2 separate regions of the Homo sapiens genome follow, and region 1 is linked to region 2. Evidence: read pairs that join two places in POLR2A ChIA-PET (ENCODE). Cell type or tissue: K562. All regions are shown on one strand. Each heading gives the region's core, and the rest is flanking DNA. Links, peaks and the distances in the headings are about the cores only. Region 1 overlaps SUOX (sulfite oxidase). Region 2 overlaps ESYT1 (extended synaptotagmin 1).

Evidence for each region. Peaks named below come from ENCODE experiments on the same cell type or tissue, not always from the same donor. Only the 100,000 strongest peaks of a DNase experiment are listed, where the experiment ranks them.
Region 1: POLR2A ChIA-PET joins it to region 2 with 5 read pairs; 6 of 35 experiments call an interaction of 5 or more read pairs at or near these places.

Annotation. Positions count from the first base shown.
Region 1 is chr12:56,002,224-56,005,130 of GRCh38, reverse strand. It overlaps SUOX (sulfite oxidase), which reads right to left. Exons shown (of 5, transcript NM_001032386.2): 3 at 2,860-2,907; 4 at 2,411-2,588; 5 at 1-1,513. The coding sequence ends at 104. Among named protein-coding and RNA genes, the nearest start is that of SUOX, 6.4 kb to the right of the region's middle. In K562, for the core only: no CTCF peak of the experiment used is centred there; a DNase peak (open chromatin) is centred at 1,481.
Region 2 is chr12:56,137,343-56,140,249 of GRCh38, reverse strand. ESYT1 (extended synaptotagmin 1) reads right to left here. Exons shown (of 31, transcript NM_015292.3): 17 at 2,877-2,907; 18 at 2,575-2,751; 19 at 2,336-2,418; 20 at 2,176-2,224; 21 at 1,978-2,067; 22 at 1,751-1,846; 23 at 1,411-1,482; 24 at 1,237-1,323. Among named protein-coding and RNA genes, the nearest start is that of ESYT1, 11 kb to the right of the region's middle. In K562, for the core only: no CTCF peak of the experiment used is centred there; no DNase peak of the experiment used is centred there.

The sequences.
Region 1 (2,907 bases), core at 283-2,782, 140 kb after region 2:
AAGGCCAGAGTTGTGATCCAAGAAGTTGAAAGGTGGGAAAGATTTTTCTGAAGCAGTGAGGCTAATGGGTGGGGAAAGGGGTGGAGGTGGCTCCTTTCCATGCTCATGGGGAGACATAGACATGGACACGATGCCAGGCATTGCTGAGAACACCTCGCAGGTTCCAGATTGGGGCCACGGTGTCTGGCTGCACATTGTAACCATCATCCACAGCCTTACAAACAATGTTCAGTTCCTTTTGTCCAGCTGGCACAGGGGCTTTCAACTGCCACAGACGCCATGCCCAGGCCTTCCTGGGGCGCTGTTCCTCTCCATCCAGCTTAGCCACCTGCCAGGTTAGGCCCCCATCCAGAGACACATCCACCCGGATCACAGCCCTGCCACCACCACTCCATGCATAGCCCTTGATGGTCACCTCCCCTGATTCTACAGTCTCTCCATCCCGGGGCTCTGTGATGGCCGACTGGACAGGAAGTTCCTGAATGGATGGAGCAGAGTCAAAATCTACAGTCTCCCAGTCCACAGATGGAGAGAAGCCTTTGTAATCCCGCCGTTGCCAGTGGCTGTAACTTTCCTCTGGCTGCACACTCACTCTGCCCAGCCATTTGACATGGCGGGCACCCACCACTCCAGGAACCACCACACGCACAGGGAAGCCGTGGTCACGTGGCAGAGGCTGCCCATTCATCTCATATGCCAGCAGGACCTCAGCTTCAGGGTCCATGGCCCGAGCCAGAGGGATGGATGCTCCATAGGCAGTCCCAGTAGGGTCTGAGTCCAGTCCCTCAAAGCAGACGTGGGCCTCAGTTTCACAGAGTTGGTGGCCAGCCTGGGCTAACACATCACAGAGCCGTGCCCCAGCCCAGCGTGCAGTGCTGATGGCTCCTGTTCTCCACTCCAGACCTTTTACTTCTTTGACCTGAGTCATCTCAGAGCGTCGGTTGCCGGCACACTGCAGAGTGACTGTGATCTCGTACCTGGGAAAGTTGTGCAAGTCATCCAGGGAAAGAGACAGTGACTGACCCCCAGGTGCTCCTACTACGTGTAAGCGATAGGTGTCTGGATCCAGGTTAGGTACAGGCAGATGGTTCCGGGTGAAGAAGATAGGGTTGGGTGTGATGTAGTTTTCTGTCAGCAGCTCAGGGGGAGGCTCTGCATTAAAGGGCCGCTGGCTGTTGACCTTCAGGGCTGGGTGACGTACAGGATCATCAGCATAAGGGTCAGAGGTCTCCACGGTGGGGGCTACCTTGTCTTCAGGATTCAGCTCCCCAATCTTGTACTGAGCCAGTAACTCACGCACATGGGACTGGTTGTGAACAGCATAGAGGGCCCAGAAGGGCTCTAGGGGACCCCCAGCTGCTAGCATCAGCTTTGAAGGCCCCCCTGGATGTAGGTCCACAAATTCTGTGACATCAAAGACCTCAGAGCCCAGAGTCACCCAGATCCCAGTCTCAGGGCTGGTGTGGGAACTCACTTCCTCCTTAGTGTATATGTGTGTTGACTCCTGAGCAGCCTATTGGCAGGGAAGGAGTAAGATAAAAGGGAAGAGACTATTAAGAAGAAATCACTTGGTCGGGCGTGGTGACTCACAACTGTAATCCCAGCACTTTGGGAGGCCGAGGTGGGCGGATCACATAAGGTCGGGAGTTCAAGACCAGCTTGACCAACATGGAGAAGCCCTGTCTCTACTAAAAATACAAAATTAGCTGGGCATGGTGGTGCATGCCTGTAATCCCAGCTACTTGGGAGGCTGAGGCAGGAGAATCACTTGAACCCGGGAGGTGGAGGTTGTGGTGAGCTGAGATCATGCCATTGCACTCCAGCCTGGGCAACAAGAGTGAAACTCCATCTCAAAAAAAAAAAAAAGAAAAAATGAAGAAGAATAAGAAGAAATCACTTGAGCTCACCCTGACCCAACCCACGGTGTTGGCCACTGGGAAGCGAAGGTAGCAGATTAGCAGATTTCATCTCCACTGTGCATGAAGACTGCGTCACTGTGAACTCTGTGGTAACTACAAGAACATGGGTCACAGCCTGGGTTGCCTGTGGAGTTTACTAGGACTGATTCCTTTATTCTGACAATTTTTTTTTTTTTTTTGAGATGGAGTCTCACTCTGTCACCCAGGCTGGAGAGCAGTGGCCTGATCTTGATCTTGGCTCACTGCAGACTTAGCCTCCTGGGTTTAAGTGATTCTTGTGTCTCAGCCTCTCAAGTAGCTGAGATTACAGGTATGTACCACCACACCTGGCTAATTTTTACTAGAGATGGGGTTTTGCCATGTTGCCCAGGCTGGTCTCAAACTCCTAACCTCAAGTGACCCACCCACCTTGGCCTCCTATAGTGCTGGGATAACAGGCGTGAGCCACTGCACCCAGTCTGTTCTGACAATGAAGCACTTTCCCTACTTACCCTACACCGATGGTCCTGATAGGCCAACACTGCACCGAGACCTAATAGGGTCCCCATGACTCTCCATCCCTGGGTGCTGGAGTTATCACCAGAGAAGGTGAGGCTGGGGCGCTGGGGCTGAAATGAATCATTTGTGGAGCAGGCCTGAATGCAGATCCTTGAGGGGATTGACTTGAGTCTGGAAGAGAGGTCGGTCTTAGTAGCACGTATGGTCATGTGAAAGGGCTAGTGAAGGCTTGGGGTCTACTTCTTTCTCCCTGGTTGGCCATTGGTTCCTTAAGTTGGAACTTAGTTTCTCCAGGGATAGGTGGGAAAAGTGGGATCTGGCTTTCTCTGTCCTCCCTGGACACACTCTCTCAACTGTCTTATTTGCAAGGTATGACATTGTAAAAGACACTAAGGGTGGCAGATAGGGGCTAGGAGGCAAGTCCTGGGATGGGCTGGCCTACCTGCAGGCCTGTTGGAGCCTGAGGACCACAGCTCTGTGCAGCAGCAGC
Region 2 (2,907 bases), core at 228-2,727:
TCTCCTCCATTTTTTTTCTCAGCCTAAAGAGTTTTCCTGCTCTTCTTTTCGTGGTCCGAAAGAACCAGTAAATCTACCCTTAGGCTGGGGCGCGGTTCTCACGCTTGTAATCCCAGCACTTTGGGATGCCGAGGCGGGCAGAATGCTTGAGTCCAGGAGTTCGAGACCAGCCTGGATGACATGGTAAAACCTCATCTCCACAAAAAAATACAAAAATTAGCTAGGTGTGGTAGTGTGCACCTGTTATCCCAGCTGAGGTAGGAGGATTGCTAGAGCCCAAGAGTTGAGGCTGTAGTGAGCCCTGATTGCACCACGGCACTCCAGCCTGGGCGACAGAGTAAGACCCTGTCTAAAAAAAAAAAGGCCGGGTGCAGTGGCTCACACCTATAATCCCAGCACTTTGGGAGGCTGAGGTGGATGGATAACCTGAGGTCAGGAGTTCAAGACCAGCCTGGCCAACATGGCAAAACCCCGTCTCTACTAAAAATTGGTGGGGTATGGTGGCACGCGCATGTAATCCCAGGTACGCGGGAGGCTGAGGCAGGAGAATCGCTTGAACCTGGAAGGCTGAGGTTGCAGTGAGCTGAGATTGCGCCACTGCACTCTAGCCTGGGCAATAAGAGTGAGACTCTAGTCTCAAAAAAAAAAAAAAAAAATCTACCCTCAAGCTCAGGGGTCATCTAAGGATGCCTTTCTATCTCCAGCCTTTCCCCAGCCTGAACCCTTCCTTTCTTCCCCACAGTGCCTTTTACCTCAGTTATCATTCTGAAAGTTTCATCTGGTTATTTTTCTCCCAAAACAGAGTGTGAGCTCCATAAAGATAAGAAGTCAATCTTTTGGCCGGGTGCGGTGGCTCACACCTGTATTTCCAGCACTTTGGGAGGCCGAGGTGGGCGGATCACCTGAGGTCAGGAGTTCGAGACCAGCCTGGCTAACATGGTGAAACTCCATCTCTACTAAAAAAAATGCAAAAATTAGCCAGGTGTGGTGGCGGGCACCTGTAGTCCCAGCTACTTGGGAGGCTGAGGCAGGAGAATGGTGTGAACCCAGGAGGCGGAGCTTGCAGTGAGCCAAGATAGCACCACTGCACTCCAGCCTGGGCGACAGAGCAAGACTCTGTCTCAAAAAAAAAAAAAAAAGTCAACCTTTTATCTCATCTCTGAATGCTCTGTGCCTGGTTTCCTGCCTGGCCATGGCAGAAATCTGCTAAATATTTGAAGAATGAATTTACAGTACCTGCAACTCTAGGCTCTCAGTGTGTGGTTTCCTGATGAGAAAGGAGGCACTCTCATCCCAGACAGGGGCTGAAGTTTGCGAAATAGTCTGGTGGAGATGAGGGCTTATGATCAGTAGCTGATACTCTTATTTCTCTTATCCCTCCCATTTTTACCCTGCAGCATTTCTTCATACCTTGGTTTTATGAGAACTATCTCCCACAGTGAGAGTAGCATAAGGGCTGAGGTGCTTGGTGCCTTTTCGCAGCTAGAAAGACAATACTGTGTTAGTCTTAAATTTGGACCTAGTTAGGCAGATCCCCCTCACAAATTATATCCACAGCCAGCAGCCATGTCTCCATTATTACTTGGCAGCCACTACCCGTGGCCTTGAACAGACAACTTTTCCCACCCCTGCACTACCCTCAGAAAGAGAGGGGCCATTTTTCTTATTCTAAATACTCCAGGACCATCCAAACCGGAGGAAGGTGGAAGAAGGGCCAGGAAGTTATGGGGCATGGGGAGCGGGATCTCACCGGGAGGTCCTCTGCCCGCTCCATATAGATGGATAGCAGGGCCGCAGCCAGCTCCGCACTCTTCTGAGTCTGGATCAAACTATTCACCTGCAGCACCTGTGGAGGGGCACACGGGGCTGGGGAGTGGTAACTGACACCTTGGGTTCTGGCATGTGCCTTGAACGCTAAGAGAAGAGCTCATCCTGCCCCACCTTGGGTCCCTTCCTTCCTCAAGTCTCCTGCCCTACCTCCTCTAACTCAGCAGCAGTGGGACGGGGGGTGAGACGCTCCAGGCGCAAGTGCAGGCGGCCAGATGGGACATCCTCCAGGGTCAGCCACTGTGGAAGTAGGCAGGGTGAAGACTTGGGGATATGCAGACAGGAGAACTTTGAGAATGAAGCTTGGGCAGGATCAGGAGGGGTTGTTGACTCTAATTCAATGCTCACCTCATCAAGGAAGCCACTGTTTAAGACTGTGGTGAGACGCACTTTACACCTGTTGAAGAGAAAGATTAAGACAAAAGCTAGATGGTGAGAACCAAGGAGGCCAGACTCCATGGCCTAAAGAGCCCCAGCCTGTTTTTCACGTAGACTCCTATGCTCTCACCTGCCCAGAAAATCATCCTTGTCCAAGTCCTTGTCAAAGACTTCAACCTCTAGCTCTTGGCCTGGAACTGATGTGACGATCACCTAGTGGGAGAAAATAGTGCAGATGAAAGATTCTCTCCTTTTCCTCTGCAAATGACTGGACCCCCCAGTCAACTGAACCTCAGAGGTTTCTGGACCACTTTTGGGATTGGGGGAAAAATGGGGCAGAACCAGGAGTCACAGCCACTCAATTCTGACCTCAAAAACCTCATTCCAGCGGGGATTGAGATCTTCCCGAACAACATGGCTCCGGAAGCTTCGTCCTGCCAACTTTAGTTTGACATAGGGGTCTGACTTGCCCTTCACCAGTCCCCCCAAGAAACGGTCTTTGGCAATCAGGTCCTGGGCCTCTAATACATGGATCCGAAGCACATGCTGCAAAAGGGACGGGGGGGTGCCAGATGGCAAAGGGAGAGAGACCTGTCAGAATCTGCCCTGAAACAGGCTTTGCATACTTAGCGGGGCAAACAGACCCTAGTCCTTTCCAGATATAGACTCACCTCAGTCCCAAACTGGCTATCAGGAGTCGTG